Regions from separate parts of the Homo sapiens genome. Here all the other regions are linked to region 1. The links are chromatin contacts, found by Hi-C or POLR2A ChIA-PET in ENCODE. All regions are on one chromosome and are shown on one strand. The core of a region is the stretch at or near the end of the contact, and the rest is flanking DNA. Distances in the headings are between cores, read along the strand shown.

What was found. A loop is a pair of places that touch in the nucleus more often than their neighbours do. ChIA-PET counts read pairs that join two places held with the same protein, here RNA polymerase II (POLR2A). Pooled maps may share reads with other maps.
Region 2: a loop to region 1 is called in a map with no recorded cell type, with 17 times the contacts of the local background. The contact joins two enhancer-like sites. A Hi-C loop is called at or near these places in 3 of 37 single-sample maps with no recorded cell type and 3 of 50 pooled maps.
Region 3: a map with no recorded cell type shows a loop between it and region 1 (10-fold over the local background). The contact joins two enhancer-like sites. A Hi-C loop is called at or near these places in 8 of 37 single-sample maps with no recorded cell type and 9 of 50 pooled maps.
Region 4: a loop to region 1 is called in a pooled map, with 1.9 times the contacts of the local background. The contact joins two enhancer-like sites. A Hi-C loop is called at or near these places in 1 of 168 maps with a recorded cell type or tissue (PC-3) and 9 of 50 pooled maps. POLR2A ChIA-PET finds 5 or more read pairs at or near these places in 1 of 52 experiments (Panc1).

Annotation. Positions count from the first base shown.
Region 1 is chr3:29,681,484-29,688,471 of GRCh38, forward strand. All of the region lies in intron 4 of RBMS3 (RNA binding motif single stranded interacting protein 3), which reads left to right. Among named protein-coding and RNA genes, the nearest start is that of RBMS3-AS2, 42 kb to the left of the region's middle. Within about 2 kb of position 2,373, at least 3 of the 41 ENCODE cell types and tissues checked have a DNase peak (open chromatin) inside an H3K27ac peak, as active enhancers do.
Region 2 is chr3:30,500,193-30,507,180 of GRCh38, forward strand. No RefSeq gene overlaps it. Among named protein-coding and RNA genes, the nearest start is that of LINC01985, 15 kb to the right of the region's middle. RefSeq lists an enhancer at 678-727. Within about 2 kb of position 2,644, at least 2 of the 41 ENCODE cell types and tissues checked have a DNase peak (open chromatin) inside an H3K27ac peak, as active enhancers do.
Region 3 is chr3:28,936,680-28,943,667 of GRCh38, forward strand. No RefSeq gene overlaps it. Among named protein-coding and RNA genes, the nearest start is that of RBMS3-AS3, 340 kb to the right of the region's middle. Within about 2 kb of position 4,141, at least 2 of the 41 ENCODE cell types and tissues checked have a DNase peak (open chromatin) inside an H3K27ac peak, as active enhancers do.
Region 4 is chr3:29,168,244-29,175,231 of GRCh38, forward strand. No RefSeq gene overlaps it. Among named protein-coding and RNA genes, the nearest start is that of RBMS3-AS3, 110 kb to the right of the region's middle. Within about 2 kb of position 3,333, at least 2 of the 41 ENCODE cell types and tissues checked have a DNase peak (open chromatin) inside an H3K27ac peak, as active enhancers do.

The DNA of each region.
Region 1 (6,988 bases), core at 1,123-3,622:
CCTTATGCTCTCCATCCCCCACACAATCCCCCCAGACAGGCCCCAGTGTGTATTGTTCCCCCTTCCATGTGTCCATGTGTTCAATCATTCAGCTCCCACTTGTAAGTGAGAACACACAGTGTTTGGTTTTCTGTTCCCGCGTTAGTTTGCTGAGGATAATGGCTTTCAACCCCATCCATGTCCCTGCAAAGGACATGATCTTCTTCCTTTTTATGGTTGCATAGTATTCCATGGTGTATATGTACCACATTTTCTTTATCCAGTCTATCATTGATGGGCATTTGGGTTGATTCCATGTCTTTGCTGTTGAGAATAGTGCTGCAATGAACACATGCATGCATGTATCTTTATAATAAAATGATTTATATTTCTTTGGGTATATACCCAGTAATGAAATTGCTGGGCAAATGGTACTTCTGCCTCTAGGTCTTTGAGGAACCACCATACTGTCTTCCACAATGGTTGAACTAAAATTTGCACTTCCACCAACAATTTAAAAGCATTCCTTTTTATCTACAACCTCACCAGCATCTGTCATTTTTTGACTTGTTAATAACAGCCATTCTGACTGGTGTGAGATAGCATCTCAATGGATCCACAACTTTCTTTGTGCTCACCAATCTTACGAAAGGATGGCTTGATGCAGGAAGGCAATTAGATGTTTGTTTGTTTGTTTGTTTTGAGTCGGAGTCTCGCTCTGATGCCAGGCTGGAGCGCAATGGTGCCATCTTGGCTCACTGTAACCTCCTACTCCCTGGTTCAAGTGGTTCTCTTGCCTCAGCCTCCTGAGTAGCTGGGATTACAGGCACACGCCACCATGTCCAGGTAATTTTTTGTTTGTTTGTTTGTTTTAGTAGAGACGGGTTTCACCATGTTGGCCAGGATGGTCTCCGTCTCCTGACCTCATGATCCGCCGGCCTTGGCCTCCCAAAGTGCGGGGATGACAGGCATGAACCACCATGCCCGGCTAGATGCTAGTTTTTAAACAAGCTCTGATTCATTGATAATGATTTTTGGCTGCTTGGGGTGCTGTGTTAGGAAGGATCCTGTCTATACTTAGTGGAAGAGTACCAAGATTTCTTACAGTTTTTGCCACAGGCAGGAGTTGAAACTGGAAAGCAAGGGAGTGGGTGGCATTCCTTTCCCATTGTAGGTTTGGGGAGCGAACTGCTGCACCTGGCAACTGAAAGGGCCAGAAGGGCACAGAGTACCACTCTATAACATTTCTATTCTGGTTCATTTTTGTGTCCTATTAAAACAGCTAATGTTTCTCTGCAACAGTGCTATTCACAAAAAGGCTGTCCAAGTAGGGTTTGGATACACAAAGTAGGAAAGAGAGAGAGAGAAGGAGATAGATTGGCAGAAACTAGCATATTCTATCATTCTAAGAATGCAAACGTGTCACCATTTGCCTTAAAGCTGATATACTCTAGGAATTACTCTTCCTATGCAAAGTGTACAATTCTAAGTGTTTAAGTATTTGGATCACTGTTACTGTGGGATAATAATGTCCAGTTCAACTTCACTGCTTTTCTCAGAGAGGCAAATAGATACTGGGTCAGTCAAGATTATTCTTAGTGTGTCGGGGGCAGAATGGTGGGGTGAAAAATCAAGCTTTGCTTTCATTTTTTACTACCCGGCTTCCTACATAACACTTCAGCAGATGTCAAGACCATTTGTTTGGTTCCTCATAGCCTCCATGTGATCTTTCTCTTCACTGCAGTGTTCCCCAGGTGTGAGTTGCTTTGCTCAAGATCATTTTCAATGACTCAATTTTCAAAGCAAATGTACACACAAGACAGTAGTATTTTCAAAAACACAGGTTATCACATTTTCCAAGGGGGATAGACAAGAGAAGGGAGGATGCCGAGAATAGAGTGTGAGTTTATTTCACATAGCAGGTCTCATAAAGATTGCATCCATAAATGTGCTGCCAAATTGAACAATAGCAGTGGGGAATAAAGGGGAGGAGGGAAGAGAGGACTCAGATGAAGGCAAAGAGAAAAAACAACTTTAGGAAAGTGTGAAGTTTAAGGAGACATGCCTATAACACTGGCTTTCTACCCAGTCTCATGCTAACTCCTGGCTAGAAATATATAGGGACACAGACACACACACACACAAACACACCACCTCCTTGAAGGAAGAAACATTTTATTTAATCAGGATTGCTAAGGAATGTTGCTGCTGATAAGGCGACAGAAAATATTTCTGGGAGTGCATTTTCGGAACTTGGGAACAGAGACAGTCTGTCTGAACCCAGCTCAACTTTTCTTTCTTATCACTTTTTAAAAGCATGTTATCTTTAAGAGCCAAATTAACTTTTCATGATATGGTTTCTCAGCAGCTGACACTTGGGCATTACAGGGCTGGACAGGAATGACTAAGCAGTTTTGTAAAATGACTATCCCCAGAGCTGCTGGCTTGCTGGTTTTGGTGTCAATCATATATTTAGGATCTTTTTTCCTGTCTAGATTTATGTAGCTCTTTAAGAATAGAATTGCTTGGTCCAGGAAAGGTGTGACTAGTATAATAAACAAAAGAAGCCACAGAGGATATTCTTGTGAGAAACCAATTAATTATTCACACCAATATGTTATAAGTACAGTTCATTTTCTCTTTTGACTATTGCATTACAAAGAATTTTCTCAATGCATTCAGGAGATATAATTAATAATACCCTAAACAGTAATTTTAATAGTTATGGTGTTGTACTGGGAGGCCTATCAACTAAAATTCAAAAATAAAATAAACACAGTCCCTACTTTTAGGAAGACAAGAGTCACTGTATTTAAATTTTTACTTTTGATGTCTTTATTATTTGTGGACACTCTGAAAAACATAAAATGTCATATTATAACAGACTTTAATGTTTTAAAATAAGTGGGATTTTCAAAAACACACAGTTCTGGAAAGGTGTATTTCTTTATGTACCTATCTATATGATAAGAAGTTTTACCACATGGCTGTATCATTTATGGAATCAATTAAAACCAACTGTGGTGGTAAAAAAATAACCTCTAGTGGACTTATTCAACTGTATATGGAATTTTATTTAGGGAGTTATGGAATGAATAGTTTTTTTCCCTGAAAGCATTGTTTTGTTAGTTTTCTGATTGTTTGATAGATAGACATAAAAATTTTCCTTATAAGTCCTTGGATATAATTTTACTTTTCACATATGATTGATCCCTTCTATTTATTTTGCCATCAGAAACCAATTTTTTAACATTGCATATTATCCAGAATTTGAATGTCACAAAATTCAAACAGGTAAAATGTAAGGTTTGTTATGTACACACACACACACACACACACACACACACACACACAGACACATACACTGAGCTAAAGAGGATGGTCTTTGTGTACAGAAAAGGATAACATTTTTTCCCTTTAGTATGTTTATTGATGAACACAAACAGAATTCTGTTTGGTTTATGTTGCATGTTTTATTGTTTCTTTTTTTAGATTTTAATTTTCCTGTTACTATGTGTGTATGTGTGTAAGTATAAGTTTTATATTTTTCAGGGGTAAAACAGTTTCCGGTAAACAATTTTTTTGTTTTGCTTTGTTTTGTTTTGTTTTGTTTTGAGACGGAGTCTTGCTCTGTCACCCAGGCGGGAGTGCAGTGGCGCGATCTCGGCTCACTGCAAGCTCCGCCTCCCGGGTTCACACCATTCTCCTGCCTCAGCCTCCCGAGTAGCTGGGACTACAGGCGCCCGCCACCACGCCCAGCTAATTTTTTTTTGTATTTTTAGTAGAGATGGGGTTTCACCATGTTAGCCAGGATGGTCTCCATCTCCTGACCTCGTGATCCGCCCGCCTCGACCTCCCAAAGTGCTGGCATTACAGGCGCGAGCTGCAGCGCCCAGCCCGGTAAACATTTTTTTTATAGAGGGAGTTTTAATACGTTCTGTATTAGTTTCTCTGTTTTTTCATTTGTATATTTGATGTGATACTCAAGTTGCTATTTAAGCTCTATTCTACCTTTTTTTGTCCCATGGGAGTCCATTCCATCCTCTAAAAAAGGGAAGAACATCAGTTCTTTAGCCATTACTTGGTGCAAAACAAGTTCCGGTTTCCTCCTTCCCTCAGGTGTGGATAAGAGCAGAAAAGTAGATACACAAAGAGGTATATACTTATTAGAAAGAAATCACTTGCTTAAACAATAGGCAGGAACTGTGCGACTCGACCTGGAACAAATAGGCATAAATAAGCAGGAAAATGTAATATTTGTTTGAGAGCTTGAAATGCAGTCTTTTAGGACATATCTAGGACATCCCTGCATCATCACTTTGGTAAGAACTTCAGTACCTTGCCTGCCAGTCATTTATATGCACGTTCCGTCACAGTTAGTCCCACCTCTCCCCACACCTTCTGCACCACTGCTGCCACCACCATCACTGTGCCTGGCAGCTGGGTGAATCAGGAAGACTTCTAACGTTAGTTTTCCCATATTTACCAACAAGTCTTCCAAAGTGGGCCCAAATTAAAGTTGTGTAACAACATCGCTTTCCCTCTCTGGATCTTCATTACTGGAGATGGAGGCAAGCACTTTACTATGGTAAGCACTTTTGACCTTAGACAGGTGGCCTAAAAGGTGGGTACCAACTAGCCTTTAGGACATATTCAGGAGGGCTTCTATACCAAGACTCTCTGGCCAACGTAGGCTAACAGTTCTTTTCCCTTGAGTTTTCATTTGCTTCATCTTAACCATATCTCTATTACTCTAATCAGTACATTCTAATAAAATTACTTGTATGTCTCTCAGTAAAAATATGGTCTTCTTGAGTCCCCCCATTTCAAAATTATTTTATTAGATCTTTTTAGGCTTACTGTGTCTCTGAAGGGCTTGGTGTATATTCATTGTTTGATAGCATATCATGGACAGTTCTGATATTTTAAACAAAAAATAGGCCGGGCATGGTGGCTCATGCCTGTAATTCCAACATTTTGGGGAAGATGAAATAGGAGAATTGCTTGAGGCCAGGAGTTTAAGACCAGCCTGGGTATCATAAGAGACCCCATCTCTGTAAAAAATAAAATTAAAAAGCCAGATGTGATTGCATGCCCCACTAGTCCCAGCTACTAGAGACGCTGAAGCCAGAGGGTTGCTTGAGTGCAGGAGTTCTAAATTACAGTGGGCTGTGATCACACTCTATCCTGGACCACACAGAAAAACCCTGTCTGTAAAAAAAATTCAAAAACAAATAATTACAAAGAATAGGAAATTAATTAAATATAAGAACCAATGATTGCTTACATTTTCATACGTCTTTCCTTATTTTCCTTTATCTTGGTACATATAAACTCTAAAATAATAGGATATAACTTAACAAATGTTTATTGTTTATTTTTTTCTTCAATTTCTATGTGTAACAAAACCTTAGGATTGTCAGAAATAAAGTCATTATTTTGTTTAAGGAGGAGGGTCCTGCTAGCCTTAGTAAACATAGCCCTTATCTTTCTTCTCTAAGATAAAATGGCAGGTACTGGCTAGATGCTGCACTCTACAAGTATATCATCAGTTTTGTTTTGCTTTCAGACTAGTACTAGGAAAGAATGAGGTCATGCATTTTGAAAGTGGGTTTTTGTGGGTTTTCTTTATGTGTGGTTTCTTTTTGAGTCAGATAAGTTTTTTTCCTTCCTTTTCAGGTCACACTTATACTTTTATGCAAAATATTCTAAGTTGTGTCAACTGAGGACATGGCTACAGATAATAGAAGTGATTTTAAAAGCCACTTAACATAAAAGGATTGTTCCAATTTCCCAGAACAGCCAGGTTTCTGTTTAATCCAACCCCTTTAGAATATAGCTTATATCTCTGATGTTCAAAGCCATGTGTTCGTCTTGAAATAATCAAAACAATAGAATCCTCAAAGAATCCAGTGCATAGGCAACATGTATTATGTTATTTAGTTAGTTTTGACAAGGTTATCTAGGCAGTTAAACATTATTATCTACAGGATTTCTTTTTCCTTCAACATGAAGACATTAAGTTCAGATTTGTAGAGCAGAGAATATCTGTTTCATATTTGACACAAGCTATCTCAATTTAATCCCCATTTTCCTTCATTAGACAAGCGAAGCTAATTATTTTGAGAAATGAATGATAAATAACTACTGATAATTAGACACAAAGGTTTTCGGGGTATGCTGTGTTGGTTCATATAGGGAATGTTCATAAAACATTATAACAGCAAAAACATTAATTTGAAGAAAAAATTTGGACCCTTCAAATTTTGCTTTCCTGTTTTCCCATTTCCATATGCTGAGAAGATACCAATATTTTCACAATTGTGACTTGCTAGACATAAGTTACGAGGGATAATAAAATAATATCCTACCTATTAGTTGTAGCAACTAGCTTCAAGGGGATTATTAGACCCATGAACTGAAGTCAAGTAGTATAGAATGATAATTACATTTATTACAGTATGCCCAGATTATAGATATTTTGATATGTCTTGCCACAAAGGACACCAGAGTCATATTATGTTTCAGTGGTACTAGAGGAAGCTGCACGAATAATTACCGTTAGTTTCATGGAACATCTAAACTGATATTATTTTCACCCAGCTCTACTCCAATTGCAAATTGCTTTTCCCAAAGCAAGAGCTAGCTTTCTCATCTTTCTGCTTGATGAAGGTAAGTTATTCAGCCCTGATTTGCCTTTTCTTCTCTTCTCTTACCTCCTGTTATTCTTAGCCAGTACCACATCCTGAAACAATGACCAATCTTCCAATGCTTTTATGTGCATTGATTTCCTATCCCCATTTTCTTGAGGGTAGAGAGATTATTTGCCTTTGCAGTGATCCAAAAAATACTTATCGCAAGTTGAAGAGCTTAATGCACTCTTGTTAATAGTTATTTTGTCAGTTTAGAAGAGGGCAAAGACAGGGGACAGTTTCTATCCACAAACTATAATCCTTCTAAAGACTTCATACACTCTCATCATCCACATCTTTCTGGAAGAGGGTAGATC
Region 2 (6,988 bases), core at 1,394-3,893, 820 kb after region 1:
TTGCCCAGGCTAGAGTGCAATAGCATGATCTCGTCTCACCACAACCTCCGCCTCCCAGGTTCAAGCAATTCTTCTGACTCAGCCTCCGGAGTAGCTGGGATTATAGGCGTGTGCCACCACACCCGGCTAATTTTGTGTTTTTAGTAGAGATAGGGTTTCGCCATGTTGGTCAGGCTGGTCTCAAAATTCTGACCTCAGGTGATCTGCCTGCCTTGGCCTCCCAAAGTTCTGGGATTACAGGCATGAATCACCGCGCCCGGCCTGCATCATCTCTTCTTTGTTGTTTCCTATTCTGGTAAATGTCCTCACCATCAAACCCAGGACCTTAGAGTCACACTTGGGTTCTCAGTTTCCCTCACTTTTTTCCTCTACCCCAACACTAAATCAAGTTCTGTTCATTTGACCTTCTAAAGAACTCTTTATTTCTAGTCCAGTCCAGGCCACTACTATCTCTCTCTCTCTTTTCTAAATTGCCGTAAGAAACTCCTAACTTATTTTTGTACCTCTAATCTTATCCTCCATGTAAAAGCAACAGTAATCTGTCTAAAATTCTTATAGTGATATGTATTGCTCATTCTAATAACTTATTAATAACCACCCCTTGCTCATAGGGTAAAACCCCAGTTCCTTAACTTGGCTTTCGAAATGATTTGTGCACCTCCACAACCTGACCTCTGCCTCTGCACTCTAATCATTTTCAACTTCCTTTGGCTATGAGAAATCCCCAGCTACTCTCTTGCTTCCCAATCTCCAGGCAGCCTGTTCTCTCCTTTTGATGCAAAAGTTTCCATCTGTTTTGTTTTCTTTTTGTTGTCGTTGTTTGTTTTGGTTTGGTTTTGTGTTTTGCACCAAGTAGCTCCTACTTATCCTCAGGTCTTGGCTTCAGTGTCATATTTTGGGACGGCTTCCCTGTCCCTCAAATCTGGTAGAACTGCCACTCCTCTGAGTTCCCATGGTACACATGGCCACTGATGGTACACATACCCCTTTGGATTACGTCTGTCTGTTTACTTCTTTGTCTGTACCAGACCGCCTACTCCATGAAGGCAGAACTCAAGTCTGTCTTGTCTGTCTTTGAGTCCCTCTGCCCCATGCTCATTAAGTATATGGAAGTTGAATAAAGATAGAAAATTTCTCTATTTGTTTCCAAAGACTTTGAGGTTCATCACTTCTTTACAGAGTCTGAGCGTCCCAGTGTTGTGTGGCTGCCATAGTCAAGTGCTTCCCTTTGTGCCCAAGCGAAAAAGAGAAGAAAAGAACTGTGCTGAGGCAGGAGGCCCCACACTTTTGGAACAGTCTACTCTAGCAATGCCTCCTTATCCCCTCCCAAAAGACTGAAAAAGCTAGTAGGGTTTAAAGCCCAGACTTAAATGACATTGAACTATGCCCTATAAGACACCAATTCAGTTACTAGAGGGGTCAAGGTCAAAGTGGAATGTTTTGTGGAAAGAATAGAGATGTCATAAAACTTATAGAGTTGAGGAAATGAGTAGTTTTCTAGGAATTTTAGAATTCTGAAAGAGATTCTTGAATTTCCTGTTCTTCCTCTTCCTTGTCACCTCTTCCCTGCCTTCATACCCTCAGCCATATATGTGGCTATGGCCCACCAATAAGGATACTGGAGAAGTCCTGTCATAGAAACTCACCAAGAGAGCACTTCCACTTCTCCCCTTGGGTCCCTGCTCTAAGTCTTTGCATCTTTGCTCTTCTGGTTTTGTCACCTGGCTTCTGAAAATTCTTTAGGCCAAAAACTCCCTAGAAGCAGGGTTCAAGATGGGAATTCTTATGCACGTGATCTATTCAGGGAGTACTTCCAAGAGAAATCTATAAGAAAGTGAGAGAAATAGGACAGAGAAGGGGAAAAAACTCTAGGCAAAGATGTGGTTTCAGATGAAATCTATCTTTATTCTTCATCCTTACCCTCTGGAGGGTAAACTGTACCACAGAGCCTGCCCTATCTTAAGATGAAGAAATGAATCCTGTGCTGGTGAGTCATTGGATCAGGGCTGCCCCAGGTGGGAACAGAAGGAGTCAGGACACCAACTCCTGACACTACTGGGCTAGGCAGCTCCTGTTGCCCAAGGACACTTCCCTGGATGAGACTGCAGATGTGAGATGTTAGCAAAAGCACCCACAGCTGCTGGTAAGAGGTAAGCAGAGATTTGGCTGGGACTACAGGTCCTTTGTTTTCTGTTGGCAACTCGTTATGACCTTCTTCAGCTACAAGTCCTGGACAAGTGTGTTGTTTCTGGAAACCTCTGGTCAGTCCAGCAGCCTCTTCTCCTTCACACTCCACCCCAACCTTCCATATTTCCTGATATTATAGTTCTTTGTGAATGCTAAAATCATGATTCGTGACCCAACCATGTTCCTTGTCAGAAGCAAGGTGGGAGAAACAAATTAAGATGTTGCCATTACCACTCCCAGCTAGAACCACAAAGCAGAGACATTGCTAAGTATTTGTATTGCACAAAGAGTTATGCCTGACAGCAGTAAAATAGTAAGTTTTTATTAATGGGAGGGAGAAACTTGGTTATGCCCTTCATAAGAGTCTTAACTATGGGAAGAGTGATTGTGTATCCTTATGGAATGGAGAACAGTGGCCTCTGAGCACCTGCTTAGACCAGGTGACTAGTTCCTCATGACTCAATAGGTAAATGAGATGAACTTTGTGTAATCTTTCATGCATACCATTCATGTGATAATGTGGTAAATGGGTGGGGCTATCACCAGACAAATTTTGTTTTACATTCTAGTTTCATAGCTCATCAGCTGTTACAGCTTGGACAAGTTACTCACTTTTTGGAGACTCATTTATAAAACAGAGAGAGTACATACGTTGCAAAGTTGTTATGAAATTAAACACCACCTGGCACATAGTAGGAACTCAATAAATGAAAGTCATCATTCTCAGATTATTTCCTTCTACAGAAATAAAAACTAGAGGGGTGTGGGTGTTCAAGTGGGTATTGAAGTTGGAGTGGCAGAGAGACAGGGTTGGGGGAGAATATGTGCACTAGTGCTCAATTATTATTGTTCTGTTTAAACACCTATTACTTTATGAAATGCAACAATTTTTACATGAAACGTTATGATTATCTATACTTTAAAGAACCAGAGACCAAGAAATAGTTTGTTGTTTTTTTCTCTGTAGAGATCTGTTGATGAATATTAATGACACTCTTTACTCTCCTGCATACTTGCAAAGCTACAGGGAAACCAACTAATGCAAGTTCTAGGTTGAGGCAGTATCTGAGGTTCTTGTTGATCCCATTTCCCGTCCACCTAGCTCTTTCCAGAAAAGCCTATTCCAACATGGAAAACAGATGAAAATATCAGCTCCTTACTGAGCAGAATCAGTCCTGCCTCCTCCGGATTCTGGGGAATGGACTCAGGTCTTGGGTCTCTACATAAACCCCCAAATGCCAAGACATCTAGCTGTCTGCCCTTCAGTTATGATTCATCATAAGACTGACAGACATCCAGTCAATGTTTTTCTACAAATGACCCAGAATCTTCCTCATTCTTTCAGTAGGCAGATTCTACTTCCTTAGTGACTTTTTGTGGGTGTCATTTGAAAACTGGTATTTGTGCCATATGTCACACCAAAATTTCTCTGCTTGCCTGCATTGAGTATATATTTGCTGACAGTCTTGGGAGTTAAAGAAAAAAGGAATACCTGTTCTTAGGTAAAATGGCCCACTAGAACTCTGCTTTCATTCACCCCATTTTCTTTTCTTTTTTTTGATGGAGTCTTGCTCTGTCACCAGGCTGGAGTGCAGTGGTGCGATCTCTACTCACTGCAAGCTCCACCTGCCGGGTTCACGCCATTCTCCTGCTTCAGCCTCCCAAGTAGCTGACACTACAGGCGCCCACCACCACACCCGGCTAATTTTTTTTTTTGTATTTTTAGTAGAGACGGGGTTTCACCGTGTTAGCCAGGATGGTCTCGATCTCCTGACCTCGTGATCCGCCCACCTCGGCCTCCCCATGTCACCCCATTTTCTAAGCTCTTGAGTCCCTGATTCTGTGAATATAAACTATATTATACCTCTCTGATTCTAAAAATGTATATTAGAATATGAGACAGTGTTTGTCAACTATAGGATCTTCTGATACAGATGCTGATTCATTTGCTCTTTTTGTAATGGTTGCCATAATTACCCTAGTTTACGATAGCTTTATTATATAACAGCTTAGAAAAAAAAAGATTGTTTACTCTGGTCTCAGAACTATTCTCAGCAATTTTCATGGACTTACCTCGTTCGGTCCTCACAACTAAATCATGAGGTAGAAAACTGCTATTATACCTGTTTTACAGCTGATAAAGCTATAGTGTAGAGGTTTAAATCACTTGCTCAAAGTCAAACAGTAAAAAGGGGAGCTGACATTTGATCATGGGGCCAACTGATTCTGGCACATACATTCTTAGCACTTGTACCTTACAGAATGTCAATTGTGAGTGAATTCTATTAACTTTCTCTTCAAAGGCAAGAACACTCTCCAGCTCTAAACGTTTGAGACATACACTTTTTTCTTTTTCTTTTTTTTTTTTTTTGAGATGGAGTCTTGCTTTGTCACCCAGTCTGGAGTGTAGTGGTGTGATCTTGGCTCACTGCAATCTCCACCTCTTGGGTTCAAGCAATTCTGTCACCTCAGCCTCCCGAGTAGCTGGGATTACAGGCGCACGCCACCATGCCTGGTTAATTTTTGTATTTTTTTTAGTAGAGGCGGCCTTGTTGGCCAGGCTGGTCTCAAACTCCTGACCCAGACATACACTTTCTAAAAGTTAAATGAATTAAATTCCAGTCAAGTTTAGACATGTGGTATAATGGAACAGCTGAGCTATGTAAATAGAGTATTGTGAGTTACATTTCTTTGAATACCTACTGTATTAGTCTGTTAGCGCTGCCATAACAAAATATCAACTGGATGGCTTAAACAACAGAAATTTGCTTTCTTGTGGTTCTGGAGGTTAGAAGTCTGAGATCAGATGCTGGCAGAATGCATTTTTCCTGAGGCCTTTCTCCTTGGCTTACAGATTTTCCCCTTCTTGCTGTGCATTTGCATGGTGGCTCTCTGTGCATGTATATGTCTGTGTCCTAATCTCCTTTTCTTATAAGAATACAAGTCATATTAAATTAAGGCCCACGCTAACGATTCTATTTTAATTGGTTACCTTTCTAAAGACCCTGTCTCCAAATACAATCACATTCCAAGGCACTAGGGATTAGGACTTCAACATATTAATATTTGGGATCCACGATTTAGCCCATAATACCTACTAAATACTTGGCACTCTAAACATTTTGGAAAATTCCAAACATTTTGGAAAATAACTTACAAAGGTGAATGAATCAGGCTTACTTCCTCTCTGCAAGGGATCTACAAGTTTCTACATAACAATGTTATGGGGCATAAGGTGAGATTTGGCACTTAAGAAATACAGAATAAAGTTCAGTAGGTAGTCAGGAAAATGCGAGGTGACTTTCTGTTCGGAGAGTAGGTCAAAACATGCTTCATGGTAAATATAGCATTTGAGAAAGTTTCTACACAGGATTTGATCTGAGGTAAAAAAGGCAAACGTAGATAATTTTTGTCCATGATAGTCTAAATTCAAAGAAACAATGGGATATTACACTGCTTATTCATGTTTTTTGTTCTTTTTTTTTTTTTTTTGTCTTTCTATAACTATTCCCTCACCCCTTCTGATTGGAGGTCTGTTATTGGAGTTCAGAGTTTTAAAGGAAACACGGTAAGATGGGGGAAGATGGTTATTAGAGCTTAGGTGACTACAGTGGATGGATTCTTACTTAAATCTCTCATCCCACTTCACCCCTCTCCAAGCATTCCAAGTTGCGCCACCAGTCGTTTAACTGATAGAGGGAAATCTCACCTAGACCCAGGGAGGACCTTGAGTCATGAATAGGTCAAAAAAGTTAATAAATAGGCCTTTCAGTCATATCACACATTGTGCTTTTCAAAGTATTTTGCCATATTTGATTCTCCTGAAAATGACACTGTGAAAGAAATGTTTAATAATAATGTGGTGGTTTTTTTTGCACTACTTGCCTTATCAGATCAATTCTCCAGCCTTTTCTGTCTGCTTCTTTCCTCTGTGATTCAGTACTAAGGCCTGCATCACCCAGGCGCTCTTGTGCAACGGCTTCCTTCTGGGTTTTGTAGCATCTCTCTTCAAGATTATTCCCTTTCATAGATAAACTCCTAGACACGTACAACCTACCATGAATGAACCATGAAGAAATCCAAAATCTCACTAAATCAATAACAAGTAAAGAGATTGAAGCTATAATTTAAAGTTTTCCATCAAAGAAAAGCCCAGGATCTGAAGGATTCATTGACACATTCTACCAAACATTTAAAGAAGAACTAATACCAATTCTACTTAAATGCTTCAAAAATATTGAAGAAAAGAGAATACTTCCAAACTCATTCGATGAGGCCGGCATTACCCTGATACCAAAACCAGACAAGAACACAGCAAAAAAAGTAAACCACAAGCCAATATTACTGATGAACATAGATGCAAAAATCCTCAACAAAATACTAGTAAAGCAAATTCAGCAATACATTAAAAAGATCATTCACCACGGTCAGTGAGATTCATCCTGGGGATGCGAGGATGGTTCAACACATGCAAATCAATAAACACAATACATCACATTAATAGAATCAAGAACAAAATCAATGATTGTTTTAAGAGATGTCAAGAAAACATTTGATAAAATTCAATATTCCTTTTTGAAAAAAATGCTCATCCAAATGGATATAGAAGGAATATGCCTCCAAATAACAAAGGCCATATGTGACAAACCCATGGCTAACATCATACTGAATGGGCAAAAATTGAAGACCTTTTCTGTGGAACAATTCTGGAAAAAGACAAAGATGCCCACTTTTGCTGCTATTATTCAACATAATACTAGAAGTCCTGGTGAGAGCAATTAGGCAAGAGAAATAAAAAGAA
Region 3 (6,988 bases), core at 2,891-5,390, 740 kb before region 1:
GATGATGCTTTGCACCATGTGTGTGGTTTACATGAGTAAAAAATTAATGCATCCTCATGTGTCTTTCCTTAGTTGTAATAAATTTTAGAAGTAGAGATTTGTCTTTCTGACTTCAAAGATTAAATTCCTGGAAATCCCATAGTGGGAAAAGTAATGATTGAGAAACTTCAAATTGAAAAGAAATCAAGGATGTGAGAGATTTATATGCAAAAACTGTAATGATGAAACAAATTGAAGGCACAAACAAATGGGAAAATATCCCATGCTCATGGACAGGAAAAATTAATATTACTAAAATGTCCATGCTGCCCAAAGCAGTATACAGATTTAACACAATCTTTATCAAAATTCCATTGACATTCTTTACAGAAATAGAAAAAAAATCCGAAAATGTGTATGGAACCAGAAAAAGACCCACAATTTCCAGAGCAATACTAAGAAAAAGTTGGAGGCATCATACTTCCAGATTTAAAATTATGCTACAAAGCTATAGTGATAAAACAGCATAATACGGGCATAGAAACAGAAACACAAACCAATAGAACAGAATAAAAGCCCAGAAATAAGTCCAAACTTATGCAGTCAACTAATTTTTTACAAGGACACCAAAAGGACACAAAAACAATAAATGGTGCTGGGAAAACTGAATTTCCACCTGCAAAAGAATGAAATTAGACTTTTATCTCATACTACACACAAAAATTAACTCAAAATGGGTAAAATACCTAAATTTAAGATCTGAAACTATACAACTCCTAGAAAGAAATAGGGGAAAAGATTCTCTATTTTTTTTTTTTTTTTTTTTTTGAGACGGAGTCTCGCTCTGTCGCCCAGGCCGGACTGCGGACTGCAGTGGCGCAATCTCGGCTCACTGCAAGCTCAGCTTCCCGGGTTCACGCCATTCTCCTGCCTCAGCCTCCCCAGTAGCTGGGACTACAGGCGCCCGCCACCGCGCCCGGCTAATTTTTTGTATTTTTAGTAGAGACGGGGTTTCACCTTGTTAACCAGGATGGTCTCGATCTCCTGACCTCATGATCCACCCGCCTCGGCCTCCCAAAGTGCTGGGATTACAGGCGTGAGCCACCGCGCCCGGCCGAAAAGATTCTTGATATTAGCCTGGCAATGATTTTTTTGGATATCACACCAAAAGATCAGGCTACAAAAACAAAAATAACTAGGACTACATCAAACTAAAAGCTTCTGTGTAGCAAATGAAACAACCAATAAAATGAAAAGGCAGTCTACAGACTTGGAAATCGTAACTGCAATCCACATATTTGAAAGGGGTTAATATCTAAGATTGATAAGGAACTCTTACAACTCAATAGCAGAAAAATAACTCTATTTAAAAATGGGCAAAAGACTCAAACAGATATTTATCCTATTAAGTAAAACAAGATTGACACAGAAGTTAAAGGAAATAGGATTTATTTGGGAAACAAAGAATCAGAACTCAGGTCCACTGAGTAAGGACAGTCCTGAATTGTGTCCTGCAAGGGAAACACAAGTGAGGTATTTTATGGGGGATTTTCGTGAAAAGTTATTTTCAGAGGCGGTTCACTGGCTTGGCAGAAATCTTAAATTGTAAACTATTCTGATTGGTTAGTTAATATACTCTCCGCTGAGAGACACTGAAGGCCAAAGGATACTGACTTTAGTTGTTATTCGTCTATTACAAGCTTGTCCCACCTGCAGCCTTGGGGCCACATGTGTCCCAGGACAGCTTTAAATGCAGACCAACACAAATTTGTAAACTTTCTTGAAACATTATGAGATTTTTGTACGATTTCTTTTTAAGCTCATTAGCTATTGTTAGAGTATTTTACGTGTGGCCCAAGACAATTCTTCCAGTGTGGGCCAGGGAAGCCAAAAGATTGGACACCCGGTCTAGTGAAAATCCTGTGGTTTGACTTTTAGCAGGTGTTAGTTCAATCCTCCCACAATCTCCTGACTCCCCTTAAAAGCATTAGCCTTAATTACTTCATTTTCTTTCACACTCAAAAGAAGATGTAAAAATGGCCAACAGATATATGAAAAGGTGCTCAACGTTACTAATTAAGAAAATACAAGTTAAAGGCACCATGATATATCACCTCACACCAGTAAGGATGACTATTAAAAAGACAAGAGATAACAAATGTTGACAAGAGTGTGGAGAAAAAGGAATGCTAGTGCACTGTTGGGAAGGTATATTGGTGCAGCCATTGTGGACAAGAGTATGAAGCCTCCTTAAAAAATTAAAATTAAAACTACCTTATAACCCAGCAATCCCTGTTCTGGGTATATACCCAAAGGGGATGAAATCACCACCTCAAAAAGATATCTACACTCCATGTTTATTGCAGAATTATTCACAATAGACAAGATATGGAAACAACCTAAATGTTCATGGATGGATGAATTAATGAAGAAATATTCAGCCTTTGAAAAAGGAGGTCCTGCCATTTGCCACAACATGGATGGACCTGGAGGACATTATTCTAAGTGAAATAAGCCAGACACAGAAGGAAAACTTGTGTGATCTCACTTATATGTAGAATTTGTAAAAGAGCTCAAATACACATATATAATGAAATAGTGGTTACCATGGGCAGGGGAATGGGAGTAGGGAGAGGCAATGGGGAGATACAGGTCAAAGGGTACAAAATAGCAGATATGTAGGAAGAGCAAATCTAGACATCTAATGTATAGCATGAAAACTAAAGTTAATAAAATTATACAGTATTAGGGATTTTTGTTCAATGGATTTTAGCTGTCCTTATCAGAAAAAAGTATGAGATGATGTCTTAATCTGCTTCACTGTGGTAACTATTTTAGTGTCTGCATGTATATCCTAATATGTAAATCTCAAATATGCACAATATTTATTCTAAAAAAACAATCAAGATTTTTATTTTATTTTATTTTATTTTGAGACGGAGTCTCACTGTGTAGCCAGGCTGGGGTGCAGTGACGTGATCTTGGCTCACTGCAACCTCTGCCTCCCGGGTCAAGCGATTCTCCTGCCTCAGCCTCCCAAATAGCTGAAACTACATGCGTGCACCACCACGCCCTGCTAATTTTTGTATTTTTAGTAGAGATGGGGTTTCATCATGTTGCTCAGGATGGTCTTGATCTCTTGACCTCATGATCCACCCACCCCGGCCTCCCAAAGTGCTGCTGGGATTGCAGGTGTTAGCCACCGCGCCTGGCCAAAATGTGCACATTTTAAGGTGTTTTCTCCCCTTAGTGTCTAGAATATCTCCTAAATATTGAATGCCTTTTGGATTTCTTTGGAAGTTTATAGCACAAATGTTTTTGGCCACCTCTTTCTATGTCCCTCCTGTAGCCTCTCCTTGGCCTTTAAGATGCAGAATAATGTAGTTGTTGAGATCTTCCTGATATAAATTTATGCCAAGTATACACATCAGCAACAATTGTACATATCACTGCTTTCCTCCTTCCAACAGGTATAAGGACTTAGTTCTCAGTCCTGGGTTTCACTTCACTGCATGCTGCTTTGTGCAATAGTTAGCAAGCATTTTAGGGGACTGGCTAAGCAAAGTTTCCAAAAATAAGAGAAATCTAGAGGCAATGAACTTCTCCAAAATTTTGAAATTAAAAACATCCTCAAAACCCAAGAAGAAACTAGTTTAATTTTGTCAAACATTATACCTAACATATAGGGTATAAAGTTGTTGTTTTGAATTACACATATCATGAGCAGCTTATAAAATTCTTTTTAGTAAGTATCAGTCCCTAAAATCTTAATATGACCCGGATTTAACCTCATCTTTCCTGTCTTTTCTCTTTCCAGATTTTATTAGCAAAATTTCTCCACTGATTATGACTTTTGAGTTACCCCTTCTTCCTCTGTAAACACTGTTTTTTTTCTATTTTTTCTAGTTATCCAAAACTGGAGTAATTGGCAAATCACTTGCACTGGAACTCAAATTCTTGTGGGTTTGCTGAGAAAAGGTTATACAGAAGTAAAACCACATATACTTGAATTTTGCATAAGGGGAACTCCAGGCCAGGGAAAGATTGTGGTTTTGTAGGAAGATCACTCTCACCCTCAAAAAGCCAAGGGCATCTTTTCTTTAAAAGAGTTCCCACTTTGTTTATGTGGGAAATTGTCCAGGGCACAGCAAGTCTCTGGCAGGACTTTGCTGGCCTTTTGCTTTCTAACTGGCTGTTGTAAGCAAAAACAGCCCTCCAGAGTCTCTGTGTTTTGGTGACATGTGCAGCTGCAGTTTTCAGGGGAGGAAAGGGGCAGGAAAGAAAAAGGAGGATATCCTAATTCCTTTCCCACCTGATGTTCTAAAATGTTGAGATTGGGTCCTTACAGCCAGGGGTCATGAACCTAAATAAAGCACAGGGTAGCCAGCAGTGCTAGAATATCCACTCCATTTTCCTTAATTCAGTCTATAAAACAGAAGTATTCTGAAGTCTGTCCATGGATTTGATTTCCTGCAGTCTGAGCTCTACTGAGAGAGAGGTGGTGGAGCTCCTTCCTCTCTGTGGTGTCTCCAGCACCCTATAAATCAGCAGCTGGCTCACAATGTGTGCCTTTATATCCCATGGCCAAATCTCTACTGGCTACTTAAGGATACATTTCTGGGTCTTTGAGATGAGAAACTACACAACAGATGAGTGAATTTTAAGGATCCTATCGGTGTAAAATATATTAGGATTTGAATTAGAATATAATGGGGGTTCAGAACCTAGACTCTAGTCTGACTGCCTGGGTTTCACATTTCAGTACTTACTAGCTGTTGGACCATAGCTACGTTTTTGTGTGTTTGTTTGTTTTTGAGACAGAGTCTGTGTCACCCAGGCTGGAGCACAGTGGTGCAGTTAAGGCTCACAGCAGCCTCAAACTCATGGGCTCAAGCGATCAGCCCCGACCTCAGCCACCTTGAGTGGCTGGGACTATGGGCGTGTACCACCACGTCAGGCTAATTTTTGCATTTTTTGTAGAGACAGGGTTTCACCATGTTGCCTAGGCTGGTCTCGAACTCTTGGGCTCGAGCAATTGGCCTGCCTCAGCCTCCCAAAGTACTGGGATTACAGGTGTGAGCCACTACGGCCAGTTTTTCTTAAAAAAACTTTCCAAGCCTCTGTTTCCTCTTCTATAAAATGGTAATAATAATAGTACCTATCTCTTGGGTTTTTGTGAGGTTTAAAAACATGATTGTTGCAAAGCCTTGGGAACAGTGCTTGGCAATAATAAACAGTAAATTTAAGTGCTGTTGTGCTTGTGGTGGTTCATAATATTGGTATTATTATTATTATTATTATTATTATTATTATTATTATTATTATTGAGATGGAGTTTCACTCTTGTTGACCAAGCTGGAGTGCAATGGCATAATCTTGGCTCACTGTAACCTCTGCCTCCCGGGTTCAAGCAATTCTCCTACCTCAGCCTCCTGATTAGCTGGGATTACAGGCGCACACCACCATGCCTGGCCAATTTTTCGTATTTTTAGTAGAGACAGGGTTTCGCCATGTTGGCCAGGCTTGTCTCAAACTCCTGACCTCAGGTGATCCTCTCACCTCGGCCTCCCAAAATGCTGGGATTACAGACATGAGCCCCTGTGCCTGGCCTGCTATTATTATTGTTATTCTATTGGCGTAACATAGATTAGGTTGTCCAGGAGTAGAGCCTGAGACAAGAATTCTGGTGCAGGTATTTATTGAGGAATTACTCTCAAGGGAAACCTGTAAGGAGTGAGAGAATTAACGTAGGACAAGGAAGAAACTAGGCAAAGATGTAGTTTTAGCAGAGGCCTCACTTCAGCCTGATCCCATGGGGACATCTTGAGTAAGAATTACAGCAAAAGTTGTCCCACTGTAAGACAAGGTGACCAAATTTGTACCCCTGAAACAATTACTCATTGGTTTTAGGTTGCCTCAAGTGCAGAAAGCATAATTCCCAGCACCTTCTGAGGGGTGGGGATGGCCTGGAAGAGGATCTGAGTAAATTAGCTAGAAATAGTAATTAATTAGGAACCAGCAGAAAAAGTCTATGGGTGCATCTCATTCATATAAATATTTCTATTGAAGTAATCATGTGCATGTGTGCCAGAAACCAGAGCACCAAAAGCACACAGGAAAAGCTGAAGGGAGAATCTTTTACAGACTTGCTTTGGGCTCTTTGGATGGAGATTAAATATACTCAGTTTGGATTTTTATTAGTATTTAGAATTTGCAACTTAAGGCTCTTGAACAGCCTCACTGAATCAGAATTAGTGAATGGCTTCTGGACTGGGAACTCTGGTAGAATGATTTATTTGCCTCTATTCCCTTGCTTCTTGTTGCTGTTGCTCAGAAATCATGCGCAGTGGGTTGTTTTAAGGTAGAGTATGCATCATAGTTCCCAGAGTTTGAAACCTGCTATTTTGAGGCATGAGGCTGTTTTCTTTGCTTTGTTTGCTCTCTTTAGGAATGAAAAAAAATTGGATAGTGAGGAGATGCGAACCTGTCACAATTCTTAAAGTGATTGGAATATAAAATAAAATTTTCAAGACTCCTCCCTACCTACTGCTGTGGAACCTCCTTCCTCCTTCAACTTCGGAAGCCATTCATTGAAAGGGACCCTTTCATTGTACACCATGCTGGGCTTAGTTCTTCCATTAAATTCCTTCCCTGTGTTACTTAGAATTGAGGTAGAAAAAAAATATTTCCTTTGCCCTATGAATGTTTGACTCAGTTGAGGAAAGCCCTTTAATTAATGCTTAAATTTTGTAATTAACGTGCTCTACTTAAAAGACCAGTTTAACCTTGGATTCCTGACTCTGGAATTAATGGAAACTTTTGAGCAAAATCTTTTTCAGCCAAAACCTTCCTTATCCATATATGGCTTGTCCACTTTGTAGGCTTTTCTTTATTTAAATTCCAGACTACCCCCACCCACTGCATCTTGACCACTGCTTTCCACTGGCAGTTGGTGACTATTCACAGTGTGCCAAGTAATTTTAACATAAGCCCAATCCATGATCAATGA
Region 4 (6,988 bases), core at 2,083-4,582, 510 kb before region 1:
ACTGCCTGCTTTTGTAAATAAAGTTTTATTGGCACCCAGCCACTCCCCTTTTTTTTTTTTTCAGATTGTCTATGGCTGCTTTTATGCTACAATGGCAGAGTTGAATAGTTGCTACTGAGATTGTGTAGCTCATATAACCTAAAATATTTACCATCTGACCCTTTGTAGTAAAACAAATTGCCAAGCCCCAGTCTAAAAGATTCTGAATTGTCTGTGTATGTAAGAGATAGGGTAAGATACAAGTGCATGCATAAACACATTTTAATGCTTTTGAACTTAGATATATCTGCCACAAAAAAACCCACAAAAATATGTAAATTCCAAATTATGTGATGATAAAGACAAAGGAACAATAAAATCTGCTGAAGGACTACAAATTGGGTAATAGTTCACAGACTAGCTCACATGTCAGTAGAACATCTGAAATTAGTAAAATTTGGTAACAACAGGTGAGCACAGCAAGTTCTTTCAATAAATATTTAGTGAGTGTCTATTGACATATTCCAATAGATGGAGAATTTACTTAGAGTGAGTATCCCTCACCTTCTTGTGCCTTCTGCAAGATCTAGTGCAGTACTGCTCACATGGTAAGTTGACAATAAATGCCTGTTATTCAATTGCTGATGAAGTAGTTTGTAACAAAGGCATGATAACATTCCACAGCATAAATCATACAATGCTGAAGACACATAACTTCTGGCAAGATTCCTTAGAGAGGATGCAGGAGGGGGTTATTGCAACTAAAGTTTTGTGATGGATAGGATAGTTCTTGGGTGATGATTATCATTTGTTACTACGATTTAGTGGTTACTCTATCCTTAGTTCTCTGATACTCAAAACAGTTTTTTAGTCTGTAATGATTTTCATGACTGGTAGAGAGTATATTCTGTGCTTGAGAATGAAAACTCCCAATAATCTGTGCCCTTTGAAGTAGAGATTCAATAAGTGGTACTAATATTAGAATGAACTTGCCAAGGGCAAACTACTCATGGTACTTTGCCATACTTTGCAGCATGGAAACAGTAATTTTATAGAATTTTCCACTAATAAGCCACTCCTTATGTCTTTGGCCGATGGGAATTAATTTTTTGGATACGGGGCCTAATTGAATTAGCTCATCACCTTAAGCTTATACTAATAAATTTGGTGATAGCCTTAAGCTCCCTGCCTTCTCAACTCAGTCCATTTGCATGGTCTTAGTCACTGATGACTTCTAAATCTCCAGGACAGAGCTTTCTACTGAACTCAAGATCCACAGAAATATCAAATATATCACTATTTTTCTGTTTATTAAAATGTCTGCCTTTCTTGCTAATTATTAATATCTATAAAAGCAGAGTCTGTGTCTTTCTTTCTCATGGTTGTACTCCCAGCTTCTACACAGTATCTGGCCCGCTGCCAGCCCCATTAAATGTTTAATGAATGAATAGGTTTTTTTGTGGACCATCGTGTACCAGACATGGTATTAGGTGCAGAGATAAGATTATTAACTCCTGCCCTAGCATCACTTATGGTCTAGCATTGACATTTCTCTTAAAACAGATAAACTAGCTTACCTCTTGATGTTAAACTATTAAAAGACTTGTAAGAATCGTTTTCAATGTATCGTCATTTTTATAGGCTAATTTCATTTTGGGGAATCAGCCCATTTCAGTCGCAGTTACTCTGGGGCTGTGGGACTGTCCTCCAGGGATGTTCTGTATGACTTTATCTTCCACACACTCACGCAGGAGCACTAGTGTGCTTGGGTTCATTGAATGTGCACTGAGCCAGAAATGAGCTGTAGAGTAACTTTTAGGAGGGAAAAGGAAAATGAGTATTAGAATCAATTACTCAAATGTAAAGAAATTAGCCTATGCTACTTTTTTTTTCATTTAGAAAGAGAGGAAGGAAGGAACAAAGAAAGAAATGGAGGATGGAAGAGAGTGATGGAAGGAAGGAGGGAGGGAGGAAAATTGAGAGAGAGGAAGGGGGGGAAGGGAAGGAAGTAGAAAAGGAGAGGAGACAAGGCTTTCACAAATTTCTGTCCGTAAACAAGGTTATATGTTTATATTGTTTTAAGAATAAAAAATAATAGTAGCTTTTAAATTCAATAATAGTTATTAACATCATGTAATGAGTACAAGAAACTCTATTATATGCTTTATTAACTTATTTAATCCCAATGACAATCTTAGAAGGTGGGTTCTATTATTAGTCCAATTCTACAGATAAAGAAAGGGAGGCACAGGAAGGGTACAGGAGTTTATCAAAATTAGAGAGCTGGGGGTAAGCAGCATTATGCTGATCACAGCAGTCAGCCCCCAGAACCTGCGCTCTGAACAACTTTTCTCTACTGTTCTCTTTTTCAACATGCTTTTATGGAATATTATCTATGTACCAGATACTTTCACATACCTCATTTTATTTTAACTTCCACAGTAACCCAATGAGCCAGGGATTTTCAGATGAGGGGAGGGTGCAGAGTTTTGGAGTGACTTACTCAGGATCATTAAGTAGAAATGGGCATGGTTAAAATTCGTGTCTAGGCTTTAAGTCTAACACCTACCTATCCTTTCCCAGCTAAAGCAACTGGCAGAATTTGAAATTGCCTCTCCATTCACATTCATGCCAGAAACCCTTGTTCTAATCTCTGAAGAACTCTGAGTCGTTGTAATAATTAGTATTTAATAGTAGACAGAGCTTCTTCTTATTGTGTCCTAATAGAGGTTTCCTAGTCACTGAGTGGCAATTCCCAATTTTTAGGAGACAGTATATGAGGAGTCAAAGCAGATCAGGAGATTCCCTGGTCCTAGCAGATGTAAGTAGGAGGGGTCACCTGGTATAACCTTGCTGGTCTAGGGACAGTCTTCAGTGGGAGCTCTGGAAGCACAGCATGGCTGGCAAGAGCCCTAAAACATGTCTTCTAGAGCACAAAAAATGTTCTATCACATTCCACCCTTTGAAGTTTTGAAGCTTGACAATAACAATAAAATTAAGTGCCAGAAAGCACCATGTTTTATGATTATTTGATAAAAAGGGCCTCTGATAAGCAAAGCTCACTCAGATACTTTATGTTTACAAGTCATAAAACAAGTGATGTTGGAAAAATAAAGACAATCCCCATGTCAAGGGAGTAACAATAACAATAACAAAAAAGCCTGACTTTCCTCAGAGAAGCAAATCTACGGAGACCAAGCTAGAGACTCATCTTTGAGGAATGTTACAAAAGATAATGTCAAAGAAGAGAAGATATATTTTCTCTTCCTCCGGGGTGACAGGGTATGAGAAGAACTTAAAAGTTTCTACCCATTTCCTTGTGCAGCCTCCTTCCTTTTGAATGCCATGATTTAGATCCCTTTATAAGGATTTATTTGAAAGAAGCTTCTTATACCATAAGGGCAGTTTGTCTCTCTCTTTTTTAGGCCTTTGTAAATGAACAAAGTAACCACTTGTCCCACACAGGGTGCAAAGAGAGGTTTGGTATGGGTTTTACTGTCCATTCAGGCTCTGTATTCAGCAAGTTGTAAGTGAAATCTTTAGAAACCACATAGTGGGAATCCTTTGCTTGGGGCACGGGGTGGGGAGGTAACTTTGAAAAACCTATTGAAACTCTGAGAGCTGTTGGGTAGAAACTGTTCTTTTTAGACTTCCTCACAGGCAGTACGGGAAATAAACACACACAGGAAGTCGTTTAGCCTCTCCGTGAACTTTATGTTGACATTTGCTTACCAAAAAGTCCATTGTGGGTACTTAAAAAAAAATGCATGCACATGTGTGTGTATCAGTACACACACACACACAACACACAACACACACATATACACACACGTATGTAAACATTTTTTAATTCTCCCAAATCATGATGTTCATAATGAATACTGCTAAAATAAAACCAACAATGGGGAAAAAAAAACACAAAAAATATAGGTGTAGAAACCTATAACACTATGTTTTTGGAGTAGAAGCTACATATACATGATATATTTCTAAACAAATATTTAAGAATCTGCTGCATGGCCTTTCTCACATATTCTTTGCAGTGTTTTATAATAACTTCTTGACTTACAATGTCATTATTTATGTATAATGTTTGGTTCAGGCTTTTTATCTTTACTTATGTGATTATGGCTTTAGAACTGAAACGACGTTAAAATCTTCAATGGAGGGTCACTGAATCCTTAATGTGAAGTGGAAATGCTGATTTGAAAGCCAAAGATGAAGGACAATAAATGCATTTTACAGTGGAAAATGAAAAGACATAAACAAAAGGGAAGATTACCAGTGTCTAAAAAGTAACCACTGGCGGGGCGCGGTGCACTTTGGGAGGCCGAGGTGGGCGGATCACCAGGTCAGGAGATCGAGACCATCCTGGTTAACACGGTGAAACCCTGTCTCTACTAAAAGTACAAAAAATTAGCCGGGCGTGGTGGCAGGCACCTGTAGTCCCAGCTACTTGGGAGGCTGAGGCAGGAGAATGGCATGAACCTGGGAGGCAGAGCTTGCATTGAGTCGAGATAGCGCCGCTGGACTCCAGCCTGGGCAGCAGAGCAAGACTCCATCTCAAAAAAAAAAAAAAAAAAAGTAACCATTTGGTTGTTAGGAATATAAATTATTCAAGCTAGCGAAGACAAAGCGGGAGTCACTGGAATGATACACAGGATTCCTATGAAACATGTGACACATCTTATCAGAACCAGAAAGTCCTTGGTTTCTCTCTCTGAGCCACATGGTCCTTCAGCTCTGCTTCTTTCTGTGCATCTGCTCCTTCCATTTTGCCTAGTCAGTGGTCATTTAATTGCAATTTCTACTCAAGATCTTCTAGGCAGAAAAGAATAACTTAATATTTGGATAAAGGAATGCCTTATGGAGCTCAGAATCAGTAGTGGATCCAGGTATTGCAAGAAACTGGAGCCAAAAACTAAGAAGCCATCCAGAACTGAAACATTTCTTTCACTACCTTTGAATAAAATCTTCTCTTATCTCTATTATGGTCTATACTTTTTCTTTCTCCCTCTCCCCGTCTCAGACCCCTGCCTCTCTCACTCCTGCTCTCTGTTATCCCTTCCCAGACAGACTTTTTTTGTCTGTGGCTTCATTCACACAACTAAATCCCAGTTTTTCCTTGACATCACTTCTTAATTCGAATTCCCTATAGAGATTTATAATTCATCACATGATATTTCTGTATTTCCAGAAAAGACATCTGATTGGTTCAGTCTTGTTCAGGCCACTACCTGGTTCACTCAGACTCAAGTTGGGGAAGTCACCTGGAATAACCATGTTTGTATTAAAATGTGCTTCAGCGGGAGCTGTAAGAGGACTAGCTGGACTGCAAAGGCTGCAGAAACATGTCTGCTACAATAATTATTATAGGATACTCTGGTCTACTAGTATATGTAGTATACTCCAAATATTTTAATAGTACTTACCAGAAAGGGCATAAATTCTCCTTAAGACTAAAGCAATATTTTTAATTAGAATATACATAAAGTGGTTTCAGTGTAAATTTATTGGCTAGTTCTAGAATTATCTTGCAATTTCTTCTTGCTGAGGACCTTCACCAATAGTGACTTAGTGACTTTTTTTTTTTTTTTCTTGAGATGATGTTTCACTCTTGTCACCCAGGCTGGAGTGCAGTGGCCCGATCTCAGCTCACTGCAACCTCTAACTCCCAGGTTCAAGCGGTTCTCATGCCTCAGCCTCCTGAGTACCTGGGATTACAGGCATGTGTCCCCAAGCCTGGCTAATTTTTTGTATTTTTACTAGAGACAGGGTTTCACCATGTTGGCCAGGCTGGTCTCAAACTCCTGACCTCAGGTGATCTGCCCTCCTCGGCCTCCCAAAGTATTGGAATTACAGGTGTGAGCCACCATACCCGGCCCTGAGTAACTTTTAAAGGAGACAAATATGGCATCATCACTGATAGCTGAACCTGAGGTAACTTTAGTACATTATCACATGATATTCATATTAGCAACAGGAAAAGATGGTATTATTCTATAACAGCAAGCAGTTCCCATTCCTGCATCTTATAACAATCTTCTGCTCTTTTGGATCATTGACTTTCTCTACATATTTATATTACCATATACCTATAATGGTTTCTCTTTTAATCTCCCTTTCACAGTGGGATATGTGGTGCAGAAATACAGAAATGTTAAGGACATTTCTGAGCTTTATTCTTTCGACACAACAGATTGTTAATAAGATAATTAACCATAATTCTGTTTCCTTTGAACCTTTAATCCTTAGCTCTGTATCCTTACTAGTTGGTGTGTCCTTAAGCAAGTTGCCCGAACTCTGTACATTCCAATTTCTTCATCAGTAAAATGTGAATAATAACACCTACAACATTAGATTGTTCTGATGATTCAGAGAGACAATGCATGAAAGATCTGTAGAAGCAGGTGTTCAATTAATATTGATATTATGATTATAACCATTGCACTTATTATTCTTAGAGTAAGTATTCTTAGTATACTTATTCTAAGTAAGTATTATTCTTACTTAGTTGATAGTAGTAACTGATTCACATTGCCCCATCCTCATCCCTGGCTCATCTCTGGTTTCAGCTGCAACTATGATGGACAGTTCTACCTCACCTAGCACTTGACAGCATCCTGCCCGATTTTACTTGTGTACCTTTCCACTTTCTGCCCATGGGCTTTCTCTGATGCCAAGGGAGCTTGTTTTCTCATGCCCAGACACAGCTTGGAAGTACTGGCAGGATGATTCCCTTGAGGGCAACCCTTACCCAGTGGCAAAATCTCTAGCTCTCATCTTTCAGTAGACAATTCTAGGTGACATTTTGAACACTTCTCAGAGGCCTCAGCAGGATCCAGGGCCTTTACCTTTGTAAACCGAAAAGTATCTGAGACAGGCTTCAATTCAGAAGTGTATTTTTCCAAGGTTAAGGACATGCTCATGACACAGCCTCAGAAAGTCCTAATATGTACCCAAGATGGTCACACTACTGCTTGGTTTTATATATTTTAGGGACATATAA